2 separate regions of the Homo sapiens genome follow, and region 1 is linked to region 2. Evidence: chromatin loops called from intact Hi-C (ENCODE). Cell type or tissue: MCF 10A. All regions are shown on one strand.

Region 1 (8,000 bases), 250 kb after region 2:
TGTCTCCGCTCTCATCAGTGATATCTAGAAAAAGACACCCTCTTATTTCCCACCCTTTTCGATCCTTTGGGTCCCACTGTGTCAGCGACAAATGACACTGGAGGATGACCCTGTACAGACCCCAGAGATGCCTCCCAGGGGTCCCCAGGCAGCGCTCTCCCACGGCACCCCGTAGTACCTCAGTTGTAACACGAGGGGGCAGCGCTGAGATATGCGTGTGCTTTCAGGCTCAAAGACCCAGATTCAAATCCTGTTTGTGTCACTTACTGCGTGACTGCAGAGGAATTAATTCACCTTCCTGAGCTGCAGTCTCCTCTTCCATAAATTGAGAATAATATTAGAACCTGCCTCGTGCTGTTATTTGGAGGCATCAAGGTTCACAGTATACAGCAGGTGCTTACTAAGTGTTAACTATTCTCCTTATCATATATGTGTCCAGCTTTCCTAGGAGATGTGAAATGCACCAGGCCTCGGACTAAATCATACTAAATTCGTATACCCAGAACCTGGTACACAGTAGGCACCTAATAATTGTTGAATATTAGAAATAAGACTCAGCAGCAAAAACGGGAGGAAAGGTTATTGGAGCAAAAAGATACTTCATCAGTGAGACCCCCCTTCCATGCACATCTTGTGTTGTTTACTCAGATAGCATTTATTGAGTGCCTACTGTGTGCCCGGCACTTGCTGGACACTGGGAACACAGCTGTGACCCTACAAACACAGACATGGGCCCAGCCCTCAGAAGCTTACCTTTGAGTGGCAGAAGTGACCAGATCATCGGTCACATAGCCTGTCATCACAGTCACAGGGGGACACCAGCATGTCTAGTGCTTGGGGGTACAGACAGGCAGGAAGACAAAGGGAAACAGAAGGGTCTTACGGCCCCCCACTTGGAAACGAGCCCTCATTTTGGGGGGTGTTCTTATGGGACCCTCATCTTTCTGGAGAGAAGACTGTTAAAACAGTCACAGGCCAGGGGCCACTCAAGGTCCCAAGATTGCTGTGGAACCTTCTGGAAGGTCCATATACCCTCTCTCCTCTTTCCCCAAAGCCCGGGAGCAGGAAGGTCATTCCAAGCCCAGTGCTGACTCCAGGAGTCTGATTTCCCAACTCTCCTCCCCAGAAATGCAGGGGCGGGAGAGCTGTCCCCAGCTGTCACCGACTTAGAGAACAAGGAGCCTTAACTGATGGAGACGTACCATACGAACAGCCCCTTTAGGGCCTCTAATTCATTTTCGAGACATTTAAGCATAACAAAATGTTTTAATGATTTCTTAGGGGAATTAGGAAGACATATTTTTGTTCTCATTAAATTTTATCCTCAGACACAAGAACCAAATGTCAAATGTGTGTTGGGCGCTTCCAGCTTCCCCGCTCACTGCCGGCCCCCCAGCTCCAACCCCCTCCATAAAAATAACACTCCTGGAAAATTCGCTGGGACGCGCACACTCCTGTTTTTATATTTCTTGACAGGCAAATTATTTGTCGAAATACTCCTCCCCGCCACCCGAAGCCACACAAGTCCTGATTCAACATTTTTGTTTTGAGTGACTGCTGCCAACACAGATCTTTGGCAGAGAATACGACAGAGCCTGATGGCTCAGCAAGTATTTTGATAAGTGTGCAGCCTGGATGTCTGTAATTACGAAAGAAAACCGTAAATCTTTTGGATATTGTTCACACAGATGTGGCGTGAAGTGAGAAAAAAAAAGCAGTAAAACGTGTTAAAAGCATAATTAATGTCATTGTTGTGGGTGATGATGTGATTTAAACCTCTCTGACTTCTGTATTGGTGATGGCTGATTCCTTTATCGCACTCGTAGAGTCACTAGGTACGGACCCAAGCTTCAGAAGGCTAACTTGTTAACTGAGTGATTAGTTAAAAGGAAAAAAAAAAAAAAAACAAGGAACGAGGAAATGAGAGGGCAGGCAGATGAACATTGCTGAGGAGATAAGAGACAGGTGAGTGCCCCAAAATGTTGTTTTCTACTGTGCTTTGGTTTTTACAAATCTGATGCAGATTTGCAATTCCTGGCAGACATTTCTCACCTTGCTCCTTCTCTTGGGGGGGAGGCTGATCAGGAAGGTGCTCAGTGCCCAGGCTATAGAGGTTGACACACCTGGGTGGAACTCTCAGTTTGGTGTTTTGTGCTGTGTGACCTTGGCCAGGGGCTTTAACCTCTCTGAGCTCTGGTTTCTGTGTCTTTAGAAGAGGGATAGTAATAGAACCTACTCAGGGGTGGACGTGAGGATTCGCTACGCTGTACATGAAAGCATTCCGCAGGGCTGAGTAATCAGCAGCCCATTGACATCAGGGTATAACAGTTATAGGAGTGACAAGCGTCTGCTATTGATTCTACGAGGTTCGGTCTGTTGTCAGGGACATTGGATAAGCAGTGGTGCAGGCAACAGGGTTCCTGAGCCTATAGAATAGGAAAATGCTCTACAACGTTTAAAATTTTTAAATTTGTCTCCTCGATTATAAAAGTAGCATATGCATGCTGTCAACTTCAGAAAATAGAGAGAAACAGAAAGAGGGAAAACGACCAGCTAGAAAAGCATTTTGTTGTTTTTCTTTTCCGTGATTTTTCCCTGTGTACTTTTTCAAAACAGTTGCTGATTCTACATGTACCGTTTTGAATTGTTTCCTTTATCTGACATGAAGCACTCATATTTCCCTGTGTGATTACAGATCCCAAGTAACTTTGATTCATTGTACAAGCCTAACAATCCCTTGTATAGCTGTATTGTAATTTACCTAACCCCTCTCCAACTCTGGACAGTTAAGGTGCTTGGGAACACATCCCCTATTGGTACTGTGCTGTACCAAGAAGAAAATTTGGGAAGGAAAAGTACATTGTAGCCTTGTATTGACCACAAACCCCAGGATCAGTGACCAGAATAAGAATGTTTTTCTCCTTGCTGATTTTATATTGCAGTCCTTTACTTACTAGTTCACTAAATATCTTTTCATATGTTATAAAGCATTCATATTTATACTTTTAGAAATCTCTGGTTTATGTCTCCTTAGCCCAGAGAGTGGATTTTTTCTACCAGAGAGTAGATTATTTTCTTATTGATTTGTAGACACTCTTTGTATATGGGGGATATTAACCTTTGTCCAGGTATACATGTTTCATATATTCTCCCCTGGTTTGCCTTTTGTTTCTCAACTTAGTGTGTAATGTCTCTTGTCTATTGTATGTAGCAGGTATTCAAAAAAATATTTGCAGAAAGCAAGAAATCTTAGCAAATCTTTGCTTTGTAGCTTCTGAATATCCGGTCCTGTTTTTAAAAATCTTTCTCGCCTCAAGGGTATAAGGAGTTTTTTTAGTACTTTTGTGATCTTAATTTTTAAACATTTACATTTGAACCAGCTGAAATATAATAGATATTGATAGAAGTAGCAGGGGAGGTGAAGCATTTAGCTTTGTTTTTGTCCCAAATAACTCGTTTCAGTGCCATCTAGTGGATAAGCCACCTGCACAGCTACAGGAAATAGAGATTTTCTACGATTAGAAAGTGTTGTCTGTGCTAACCTTCCCTCCTTCCCTCCTCCTCTCCCTCCTCCATGCCCACGCTTCTGCTCAGTTAGTCCCATAATGGTCAGTGGAACACTGAAGGTTAGCATAAAACAGTATTTCACCCGTTAAAAAAGGAAAAACTTAACAATGTCAATTTTCCTGAAGATGACAGTTAACTTTATTATTATTATTATTATTTTCTGAGATGTAGTCTCACTCTGTCACACAGGCTGGAGTGCAGTGGTGCAATCTCAGCTCACTGCAACCTCCGCCTCTAGGGTTCAAGCAATTCTCATGCCTCAGCCTCCCGAGTAGCTGGGATTACAGGCACATGCCACTACACCCAGCTAATTTTGTATTTTTAGTAGAGACAAGGTTTCACCATGTTGGTCAGGCTGGTATCGAACTCCCGACTTCAGGTGATCCACCTGCCTCGGCCTCCCAAAGTGTTGGGATTACAGATGTGAGCCACCACACCCAGGTGACAGCTAACTTTAGAAGGCAGTGTCGCACCATTTCCTGCCACACCTCTGCCCATGCCGTTTCCTCAGCCAGGAGCACCCTTTCCCCATGACCCCCTGGCTAAACTTTGCTCCTCCCAGCAGCTCAGGGTTGGAGAGCGGACTGAATGAAAGCATCCAGCCGGGTGCTGCTGCCTGGGAGGTGTTCAGTAAAGGCCAGTCCCTTTCAGAAGGGAGGACAGGCATTCGAGCCGTGGCGTCTCATTAGCTTATGCTCTGAGTGCTTGCTATGTGCCTAGCCCTGTGGGAACTCAAGCTCAAGTCCAGGCCTGCCCTTGGAGACTCTCGGGTTCAGCAAGGACAACATGACCCAAAGACAGACAACCAGAATACACAACAGAAAGCAGGCTTCAAGGAAGGATGGCTGGCAGAGGCCTCAGAGAGGGAGGCCTTTGGACCTGGTTTTAAAGGTTGAAGTGCCACCATGTGGAGGTCATTTCTGGGGTACTTTCTGTGTGTCAGGCAGTGTGTTCGGCCCTTACAGATACAAATTCACTGATTCCACACACACCCATACCCTGGGAGGTAGGTTCCATCATCCTTCCTCACTGGGAAGCTGAAGAAGTACAGGCTCAGATAATTCAAGCCACTTGCCCAAGGTCACACAGCAGAGAAGTGACGGAGCCTGAATCTAGACCCGCCCCGACCCAGCTCCTACCCACTACCCCAGTTGCAAGAGGAATTTAAAAATCCAAGGAGCTTGGACAAAACCACTGGAGATTTGAGCTCTAAAAAGAGTGAAAAACAGTTAAAGGGTCTTTGCTGCCAGTAGATTGAAAAGTTCCAGGCTGGAAGGATGAAGCCTTTGCTGAAATGCAGATGTGTGCTCGAGGAAGAACAAGTGGAACTTTCATTCTGGGGAGACAGTCACACAGCTCCCAACCTGGCAAGTGGAGGAAGAAAGGAGCAAGACTCCAGGTTGAAGAACCTCCCTGCAGAGCCAGGCCAATCCTGTGCTGCCATTTTGCTTCCCACATCACACTTGACTTCTCCGAGCCTCAGTTTCCCCAATGTAAAATGTGGATAATGACCTCCCCTCATTATAAGGGCCATTGGATGGGTTCAGTGAGCAACAGAGAACACTAAACATGGTGCCCAGCAGTCATTGCCCCATGCAATTCATTCAGTAAATATTGAGTGCCTACTGTTTGCCAGGCACTCTGTCAGCAACAGGGGCACAATGTTGAGCAAAACAGACACCACCCCTGCCCTCCTGGAACTTTCTGTACAGCTCAGTATATAAGAACTTGATTTTTTGTTGTTGTTTTTGGGGGTTTTTTTGTTGGGTGTTTTTTGTTTTTTATATTTTTAGTAGAGACGGGATTTCACCATAGGCCAGGCTGGCCTTGAACTGCTGACCTCAGATGATCTACCCACCTCGGCCTCCCAAAGTGCTGAGATTACAGGCATGAGCTACCGCGCCTGGTGAAGAACTTTATTTTTATTGTAAGGCATGTGGGTTTGAGTCCTGGCTGTGCTATTCCCTGGCTGGGTGGCCTTGAGTAACTGGCTCAGCCAACCTCTCTGAGCAGCTGTTTCCTCCTTTGGAAAGCAGACTTACCTCCCAGTGCCACTGGGAGGGCTGAGTAAGGTGAGGACTGTAAAGTCCTTAGCTGGGTGTCTGGCACATAGTAAATGCTCAGTAAACAGTGGCTGCTGCTGTTGGTGCTGGTGGTGGTGGTATTATTATTACCATCAGCACCCAGTGCCAAGAAAGAAGACCCTCATTCCCAGCCCTCTGTCCCTGTCCAAGCCAGGAGGAACCCCCCGCCAGCCCCACTGCCAACTGCCCCAAGAAAGGAGTGGGTAGACACATGGCTCACAGCTGCATATAAAGGCTTGGCACCCCATCTGCTATTGAAAAGTTTAGATTAAAGGATCAAAGTTAGTCTCGCTGCCACCATCAATAGCCTGAGCCTCCCACCCCCGCAGGCGCCCGGAGCCTGGGCCCAGATGGGAGAAGGCTTCTGTCTCGAAGATATTTTGGAGGGGTGCACGCATACTTCTGCATAAATGTGTTTCTAAACAGCCTCTCGGACAGCCTTTCCGGCTCTGTGTTTCCTAAAAAAGCTCCAAATGCCACTTTCCTTCAGATGGACATAGTGGGAGGATAGAGACAGCTCTAGATTCCCCAACCCCCTCCATGATTCAAAAAAAAAAAACAAAAAAACAAAAAAAAACCACCAATAGCATCAGCTAGTGGTGAAAGATGGAATAGGCGAAGTTGTACCCACCTCCCTGACAGTGCCTTTAGAAAGCCTGGTGTGGTCTTCAGATATTATCAGTCCTTTGACTGTGTTCTCTATGGGTTTGGATCCCATGTAACCAAATGAATTAGCCATTTTACTAAGTAGTTTGTGCCCCAGAGCAGGTTGATGTGTGTCGGACAAAGGCGGGTACACTTCCCCACGGTGTCCCCCATCCCTGCACGCCCATCAGGACCTGCCATCTCTGATGGCTCATAGTGGATCCAAGTCTGCCACTCATCAGCTCATCAGAAGGGTCTGTTGTATTTAAACACTTTAGATTTGGGGTCTGTACATCCAGGTTGGATCTGAGGCTGTTTGATCATCGTGGCCACTGCCCTGGTCTGTCTATTGACCATCTGTGTATTGTGGGAGTGAGTAGGGAAATGAAGTCCCGCTCACACCCCTGCGTGGGGCTGGCAGCTCTGGGCAGCCGCATGTGTCGGCTGGAAGGCTTCCGGGAGAAGTGCTGAGCCCAACAGAAACCTGCATCGCTGGCTCCAGGCAAGGAGCTGCACGGATGCCCTGTCACTTCTCCTGACACTAGGATACCAGGCTTGCCAGATGCTGGAGTGGGGGCATGATTTTAGAGGTCGGGGGCTTGGCAGCACCTAGTATTTCCCCAAGTGCGGAGTCCACATGATACTGGAGACAGCCTGGGTGTACCCGGACCCAAGACTGAAACTTTGAACACATTGCAGGATGTGCGGGTGCCACCTTTCTGCTCCCCTCTGAGTAAAGCCTCAGCCAGGTACTGGAGCATCTTCAACACCTCCACGCCACCAGCTCTCCCCTTTGAACCTCAGGAGAGGCGGCCCAGGCTCAAGGTCTTGGGCAGGCCACAGGGTCTAACGAAAATTCAGATTCAGTAACATCCATTTTCTGTTTTGTTTTGTTTTTCTCCTTGCCTTTATTTTTATGGTTGAAGCACCTTCTACTTATGATACAAGATCCCGATTTTCTATTTATGAAAGTGAGATAAAACATTACTTTAAAATATATATATTTTTAAAAAGTGAGTCAGCCCGGGCACACTAGCTCATGCCTGTAATCAAAGCACTTTGGAAGGCTGAGGCGGGAGGATTGCTTGAGTCCAGGAGTTTGAGACCAGCCTGGGCAACACAGCAAGACTCTGTCTCTACAAAAAATTTTAAAAATAGCTGGGCATGGTGACGCGTGCCTGTAGTCCTAGCTACTTGGGGAGGCTGAGGTGGGAGGATCACATGAGCCCAAGGGGTCGAGGCTGCAGTGAGCTGCCAGGATTGCACCACTGTACTCCAGCCTGGATGACAGTGTGAAAATGCTGTCTCAAAATAAAAATAAATAAAAAGTGAGTCACATAGGGCAGATGTCAAGTTAATCATCTTTCGGAGGCATATGGACACAGCAGAAGTTATAAAGGGAATACACCAGAGTCTGGCATTTGGGTCGCATTGGCTTGGTGGAAAGGCCTGGGTTCAAATCCACCTCTGACTTTTTCTTGCCTAGTGACCTTGAGCAAGTGGGTTCCCTCGGCTAGGCCTCAGTGTTCTCATCTGGAAAAGGGGGGTGATAGTGATAGCTCACGTAGTTGTTTCCTTTTTGTTTGTTTGTTTGTTTGTTTTGTTTTGTTTTGTTTTGTTTTGAGACGGAGCCTCACTCTGTTGCCCAGGCTGGAGTGCAGTGGCACCATCTCGGCTCACTGCAACCTCCTGGGTTCAGGCGAT
Region 2 (8,000 bases):
AAGTGGCGCAGGCCACCAGGAAGACTGGCAGGAGCACCAGGGAACCTCATTCCTGGGCCAGAGTGGGTCCCCTCAAGGCAGTTGGATGGCCTAAGGGTGGACTCAATGGGAACCCACAGCTAATTGCAAGGAGCCCATAGTCTTAGGTCAGGGGGCTACAGCAGCTGAAAGCACAAAGTCCCATGGTGCCCAGGCTGTGTGACCTCAGGGGTTCATCCAGGTTGGCAAAGCCACAGGATTGGCTCAGGAAGGGGTGCTGGGTCCAGCTTCCAGGGGGATGGCTATAGATCCATCTGCTGCAGTTACAAGTAGGACCCACAGCATAGAGACTCAGTGCGTGAGATGTTGGTTTCTTAGCCACGGACCAGTCCTCAGCAGGTGTTTCTGGGTGCCAGAGGCTTCCCCCAACCTGCCATTCAGAAACCCTGCCTCCTCCCTACCCTTAGGTCTTGCAGCCTTCTCCTGGGACCAGTGGGCTAGCCCAAAAATGTTCTTTCCATGGCAAAGGCCATGGCCCAAAAAACAAATGAAGCACACAACATTTCTTGAGACGTGGGCTCAGAACCAGCAGACCAACACTTCTGCCTCGTTCTGTGTGCCAAAGCAGCTCACATTGCCAAGTTCAAGATCAAGAGGCAGGAAAATCACCCTCACCCACAGTGGGAAGGTCATTCGAAGTCATCTGGCATTGGGCACACAGAGAGGGAAGGGGAAGAACTGGTGCCAGTGACACCATCTACCACAGGCAGGTATTATTATTCTCATTTTCTTTCTTTTTTTTTTTTCCTTGAACAAGGTCTCACTCTGTCACCCAGGCTGGAGTGCAGTGGCACAATCTCGGCTCACTGCAACCTCCATCTCCCAAGTTCAAGCGATTCTCCTGCTTCAGCCTCCTGAGTAGCTGGGATTACAAGCGCCCACCATCATGCCCGGCTAATTTTTTATATTTTTGGTAGAGATGGGGTTTCGCCATGTTGGTCAGGCTGGTCTCCAACTCCTGACCTCAAGTGATCCACCCACCTTGGCCTCCCAAAGTGCTGGGATTACAGACATGAGCCACCGCGTCCAAATTAAGCTGATGTCCAGAGAGGTTAAGCAACCGGACTTAGACGCAGCCAGGTAGTCGCAGAATCAGGATTCAAAGCCAGTAGCTCCTGCACCACCCCCTGCCACATTGAAAGTTGACCCCTCTATTGCTGGCATCATCGGGCAGTCATTTTCCATTGACTTTTAACTAAAGTGTGGGGTGCACACTTTCCCTTGCAGAATCTCTCTTTTCTAATAGCTTCTTGTCTGGGCCGCCATCTGTCCCTCTGCCCCATGGCGTTGCTTCAGCAGTGGGGCGAGGCCCCACCAGCCAGGTTTCCCCCAACCTTCACACTACTTAGCAACATCTAGCAGATGCAAGTTTTCTGACACGGGCTCCCAGGATTAGCAGATGCTCTTTCATGAGCATCATTTCCATCATGTTTATTACTTCCCTGAGATTATCTTAATTCCATAGTCCCCAGGAGACACATGATGCTTATGTGGCCATGTGGCCCCTGGAGATTGGAAGGAAGTGTAGGCCTGCTGGGGCTTCTTGTGGTGGAGGACTTGCCCTCTAAAACAGACTTCAGCTCCTAGAGAAGCTTCTAGACCTGGGGGAGGCTGGGAGGTCCAAGCAGTTATGACAGCTCGGTGGGAGTAGGAAAAGGGAGAAATCCAGAGGGCTCTGGAGTTAGCCTGTCTGGATTTTAATTCACTGTCTAGCTCCATGACCCTGGACAAGTTACTTCCCCTCTGTGCCTTCAGTGTCCTCATCTGTAAAATGGGGATAATAATAAAAGTGCTGGCTGGGTGTGGTAGCTCCTACGTGTAATCCTAGCACTTTGAGAGGCCCAGGTGGGAGGATCGCTTGAGCCAGGGAGTTTGAGACCAGCCTGGGCAACATAGTGAGACTCCATCTCTTAAAAAAAAAAAAATTAGCTGGATATGGTGGCACACATACCTATAGTCTTGGCTGCTCAGGAGGCTGAGACGGGAGGATCGCTTGAGCCCAGGAGTTCGAGGCTGCAGTGAGCTGTGATTGTACCAGTGCACTCTAGCCTAGGCAACAGAGTGAGACCTGTCTCAAAAATAGTAATAAAAGTGCCTACCTGTGGGGTCGTTATGAAGTTATATGAATTAATTCTTGGTGCTTAGATCAGTGCCTAGCACATAGTGATTAATTATAATTGATTTGAATGATGTAAGTATTATATTGGGCTCCTAAGGGTCAGCTCCACCCAGGCCTCCAAGTATCACTCATTTCCCCCAAACATCGATGCTGATCATGCAGCCTGCATTCAGGGGGCACCTGTGGTTGCCAGGCTCTTCGCATGCATTGTCTTATTGTCACAACACTAGGAGGTCCCCATTAACCAGACTGGGAAACTGAGGTTCATAAAGGTGGAGTGATGGCCAGGTGGAGTGGCTCATGCCTGAATCCAGCACTTTGAAAGGCTCAGCGGGGAGGATGGCTTGAGGCCAGGAGTTGGAGAGAGGTAAAGCAACTTGCCCAAGGTCACAACTACAAAGTGGCAGAGGTAGGATTCAAATCAGAGTTCAAACCTGGTTGCTGTGATTCCAGACCTGCTTCTTGCAGTCCCTAAGCATTCTTGTGTTTGGTTTGGGAGGAAGGAGGAGGGAAACAGACTTCGCTTCCACGATGTTGATGGTTTCTTCCAACCACCCTTTTGGGGGTTTTGACCCACTTTACAGCTGAAGAAACAGGTTCAGGCAGGTGGAGTGACTCACCCAGGGTCACACACCAAGGAAGAGGCACAGCTGGGGTTTGCATCCTCATTTGGGCTTGGGTCTGACTTCAGACTCGTCCTAGGCTCTGTCCTGAGATACATAGCAATTGCTTTGCGTTCTGGTGTTATCTCCTTCCTCTGAATATCTGTTTGAGAACTTTACACCCATTTTACAGCTCGGTGGATGGGGCCTGGGAGAAGCCAGCGAGTGACAGAGCAGCGACTCAAACCCCTGCCTCTGGATCTGATCCTCTTTTTTGTCTTGGGCAAGGAAATTGCTGCTTGGGGAAAGGAAAAGATAGGAGGAGAGAAGGAAGCTTTAAGTGGGTAGGGGTGCCCCCAAGTCTAGCTTTGGGCTCCCTCAGTTATCACCAGTCAGGTTGGGGGCTGCCCAGAGCCCTCATTCAGGTCCCAAGGGCGCCCAGGCTTGGCGTATACACCGAGTGTCCACCAGGTGGGGCTTTTGCCAAAGGCCAGGCTCCGGGAAGCCCCAGGAGAGGCCAGGCTGCCCCACCCAGGGAAGGGAAGGTACAACTGGACATACCCTCCTGCCTGTATCTTGGCAGGATACTCACTCGTGTGCACACGCAAGCTGTGCAAACGTGTGTGTGAGCACACAGCCATGTCTCAGAAAACCTGTTTCTGGCTCGTGTGCAAATGTGCATGAAAAGATGTGCATGGGACATGCAGGTGTGTGTGCATGTGTGTGTTCATTTATGTGCAAACATGAATACATGTGAGCAGTGCAGAATAGGTGAGTGCAGGTGTGAGCAAGTGTAGACAGGAGCATGTGCAGATGTCTATCTGTGCATCTGTGTGTGCACATATGTGCAAATATGTACATATGTGAGTGTGTGCAGAAAAGGGTGTGGGCACATGGGTGGCAGATTAGACCCTGACCTTGGGTGCTGAGGTTCATTTTAGAGTCTCTTTCTTAGGCTCCAAAAATGGAGGCAAGGGGATGGAACCAATGACCTCTTGAGGTCCCCAATGCCTGGTACATTTGCCAGAGACCCTGATGGATGCCAAGGACTTGGAGCAAGAAGAGTCATGGCACAAGGGGCTGGATGTGCTTCCCGGGTCAGGGAGTGTGGCAGCGGGGCTGGTTGTGCTTCGTGGGTCAAGGAGTGTGGCAAGAGGGGCTGGATGTGTTTCCTGGGTCAGGCAGCGTGGCAAGAGGGGCTGGATGTGCTTCCTGGGTTAGGGAGTGACTGAATGGGGGGATTTTGCTCCCCCAGATGCTGAATTCTTTAGTACTCAGAGGTTTCTGCAGTGTGAGGGATGGAGACTCACCCTTCAGAGAAGAGCTTTGAACCTTCCTCCTGGATGCTCAGAGCTCTGGGGAATGTGGCCCGAATCTGTGGCCGCAAGAGGGGATTGGCTCTGACTTCCAGGCCTGACTCAGCCCCTCACCAGCTGTGCAGTAAATGTAAGGTCCCACGAAGGAGTTAGAGGTAGTCGAGAAAGGGAAGGGGTGGCATTAAAAGTCAAGAACTGGAGCCTTGGCATCAAAGAGAACAGGCTTTGACCCCTGCCTTTGTTGCTCACAGGCTGGGTGACCTCGGACAAGTCACTCACCCTCTCTGATCCCCCATTTCCTCAGCTATTAAAGGGAGGAAACAGCCACGCTTACCTCCAAATGCTGTCAGGGAAGGAAATTAGATGACGGGGAGAGCGAGCCCAGCCCCATGAGGCCAAGTGGATCAGTTTTTGGTTTGCGGAAGCCAAGAGCTGAGAATCCAGAAGTTCCAAGGGGATTGAGGGAGTGGAAAGGCAGGGACTGGCTGCCAGGGCAGCAGACATGTTCCTTCTCCCCTCCCACTTGTGCCCCCCCCAACACCTGCCCCCGTTGGCTCCAATTTGTCTGAATGGCATCTTTATCCCTGCTTCTCTCCTGCCCTGAGCACTGGCAGCAGAAGCTTAAACAGGGCAGGAAGGGAGGGTGGGAGGAGGAGAAGAGCAGGCTTTTGTAGCAGGGCTGCCAAAGGGTGCACGTTTTCCTGACCAGCTTCTAAATTGTGCTCAGCCATCGTCCTGCTGAGTGAACTCAGGTGGGCTATTCCACCTCTCTGAGCCTCAGTTTACTTATCTGTAAAATGGACACAGGCATGCTCAATGTGAGATTTGGGGAGAATGCTGGGGATGGCCTCAGTGCATAGTAGGCACCATTATGACAACAATGATGACGATGACAATGATGATGATCGTGGAGAGGGACAGAGAAAATGTAAGCATCCACATATCCCTGGCTTACCAAAGGAATAAAAGAATTCTTTCTTTCTTTTTTTGCTTGGCTCCAGGCCCATGTTTTGCTGATGAGACTAAATGTGAGAACCTCCGATTTGAAGAAGAGGGAGGAGAAATGTGAGCCCAAGGAGGAAGAAGAACAAAGGAAGAGGGAGAAGAGGAGAAGGAGCTGGAGAATTGGAGAGTGAGCGATGAGAGAGAGAAGACGAATGAGCTGTTTGTAGGGAGAGAAATTAAAAATAGAGCCTGGAGAGGCTGCTTTAATGACGGGGACTTAGGGGAGAGAAAGAAGCAAAGAGGATCTGAAGGCGGTAAGCCCTCCATGCCTTGCCCTTAAGAAAACCTGTAGCAATAGTCTGCAGTCTTCATTGAGGCTTTGGGGGCCCCGATTGTGGAGTTTTGTTTGGGTGGGTGAAGGGGTGTGCTGGAGGGCTCAGTTCTTCGCAGAGTACAGACAAGGCTGATGTTGCCTTTGGGAGCCCACAGTTCTGGATGCTGATGGAGGAATGGGCCACTGCCCAAGCCAGAAGAATGGGATCTGGGTGAGATGGAGGGTCAAATGGGTGCCCGGAATTCCACAGTGATTGTTTCTGAGGACTTCAGTCACTGTCTCACTTACGCACTGGGCTGCTAAAATAGGAAGGCAGACCTGGAAGGCAGGTGCTTGCCCTGGGGCCAGCTTCTCAGAGGCTCGCACGTTGTGTGCCCAAGGAAGAGCTGTACAGAGCAGGGGCCTCTAGAACATTTGACCTTTGGTGAGCAAGTGTCTCTAAACCTCCTGGAAGCTGCCAGCTGTCAAGTGGCATTTCATTCCGGGGGTACTCAAAGAAAATTCAGTCCTTGTTCTGGCCACAATCCAGTTCGGGAAAGAATCCTGGGCTATTACATGACCAGAGCTATTAGGATGCTTTAAAACAGACAGACAGACAGGCAGACAAACATAGTATAGTGAAGTCAGATTAATCACAATATGATCCTTCCATTCCAATGTTCTGTGCTGTTGGAAAAAAGGAACTAGTTGAATTTCTTCAAATTCATGGTGTGCCGACATCTCCACCTGGGGTTGATCTTGGTGTATGGTGTGAGGTAGAGATCTAATTGTATTTTTCCCATATGGGTAGCCAGCTGGTCCAGCATCATACTGAAAATGAAATCTATCCTTTCCCCACTAGTTTATTATGCCAGCTCTGCCATCTACTCATGTATTGGTTCTAAATTTGTATGAGTCTGTTTCTGGGCTTTTGATTTTGTCCCCTGGGTCAATGTGTCTTACTTGCTCTCTGTTATTACAGCTTTATAAGAAGTCTTCTTCTCTTATAGGAATGATTCTCCTATCTTGTTACTCCTCAAACTTGCCTCGGCTGTTCTTGACCCTTGCATCTTTGTAAGAATTTTTGAGATGGGCTTGTCACGTTTCATGAAAACTCTTATTGAGGTTTTCATTGGAATTGCCTTAAATGTATGAATTAATTTGAGGAGAAATGACATCATCCTGTTAATTCTTCCAGCCCATGAACAGGGAATCTCGCTGTTCAGTCAGCTCTTCTTTTATAGACATCTCAGGTGGGTGTGGTATGTGTATGAGTCAGGGTCCCAGGAAGAAACAGACCCCCACCCCTCCCACAACCAAATGAAGATTCCTGATGAAAAAATAAATTTGTGCTCATAAAAAAGCTTAAAATGATGATGTAGAAATTATCCAGGCATGGTGGCTCATGGCTGTAATCCCAGCACTGTGGGAGGCTGAGATGGGAGGGTCACTTGAGTCCAGGAGTTTGAGACCTCCTGGGCAACATGGCTGGAGTCACAGAGAGACCCCATCTCTACATAAAGTAAAAAATTAGCTGGACATGGTGATGTGCACCTATAGTCCCAGCTACTTCAGGAGCTGAAGTGGGAGGATCTCTTGAGCCCAAGAGGTTGAGGCTGCAATGAACTATGTTTGCACCACTGCACTCCAGGCTGGGCAACAGAGCAAGACTCTGCCTCAAAACAAACAAACAAACAAAAGCAACAGTGACAAAAAAGAAATGATAAGGGCCTGTAAGCCCATTTTCCAGAACTAATATCTGTTAACCATTTGATATCTAGTTTTGTTGACTTTTCCCAAAGCACCACATTTTAAGGAAAGAGATTATTCCATAATGCTGTTCTATAACCTGCTTATGTTTACTTTACCGTATATCATAGACACATATAAATATATGCCTCAACATATATAAATAGCCCTCACTTTCTTAACAATTGAATTGCGTTCCGTGGTAGGGGTCAGTCAGGGCCCCAGCAGGGACACTCAGCTGGGATTTTTTTGTTTTTTGTTTTTTTTGAGATGGAGTCTTGCTCTGTCACCCAGGCTGGATTGCAGTGGTGAGATCTCGGCTCACTGCAACCTCTACTTCCCAGGTTCAAGTGATTCTCCTGTCTTAGACTCCCAAGTAGCTGGGCTTACAGGTACCTGCCACCACGTCCAGCTAATTTTTGTATTTTTAGTAGACACAGGATTTCACCATGTTGGCCAGGCTGGTCTTGAACTCCTGACCTCCAGTGATTCATCTGCCTCGGCCTTCCAAAGTGCTGGGATTACAGGTGTGAGCCACCGTGTCCAGCCTTGGCTGGGATTTTTAAATGAGGAGACCATCTGAAGAGGTGTGGGCAGAGGAATGTTGAGGCCACCAGGTGCCAGCAACAGGGGAAAGCCATTTCCATCCCGGACCTGAAGCAGGAGGAAGAGGGAGCAGTTGCTGGGACCCAGTGAGAGCAGGAGAGGGACAGCTTGACAAGGACTGCGTCTGTAGAAGGACCCAGTCACAGCCAAAATGGCAGCAAAGTAGGGAGGGAGCTGGGGAATGAGCACCCCAACCTTCTCTCCTCCTGCCTTCTTATTTCCTACCAGGGCCTCCCACTAGCCAAACCCAAGTGAAAGCCAGAGAGCAAGGAAGCCTGGGAAATGTGGTCCACAGAGGTCAGCTTCCTGGG

What was found. Peaks named below come from ENCODE experiments on the same cell type or tissue, not always from the same donor. Only the 100,000 strongest peaks of a DNase experiment are listed, where the experiment ranks them.
Region 1: a loop joins it to region 2, with 18 times the contacts of the local background. A loop is called at or near these places in 10 of 110 quality-filtered maps.

What each region holds. Positions count from the first base shown.
Region 1 is chr12:111,268,754-111,276,753 of GRCh38, forward strand. The region is part of intron 4 of CUX2 (cut like homeobox 2); the gene reads left to right. Among named protein-coding and RNA genes, the nearest start is that of MIR6760, 31 kb to the right of the region's middle. In MCF 10A, CTCF peaks have their summits at 180 (motif pointing right) and 6,277; no DNase peak of the experiment used is centred here.
Region 2 is chr12:111,021,135-111,029,134 of GRCh38, forward strand. It overlaps LOC105369981 (a long non-coding RNA gene), which reads right to left and starts at 4,564. Exons shown (of 3, transcript XR_945338.2): 1 at 4,411-4,564. In MCF 10A, a CTCF peak has its summit at 3,210 (motif pointing right); a DNase peak (open chromatin) is centred at 3,247.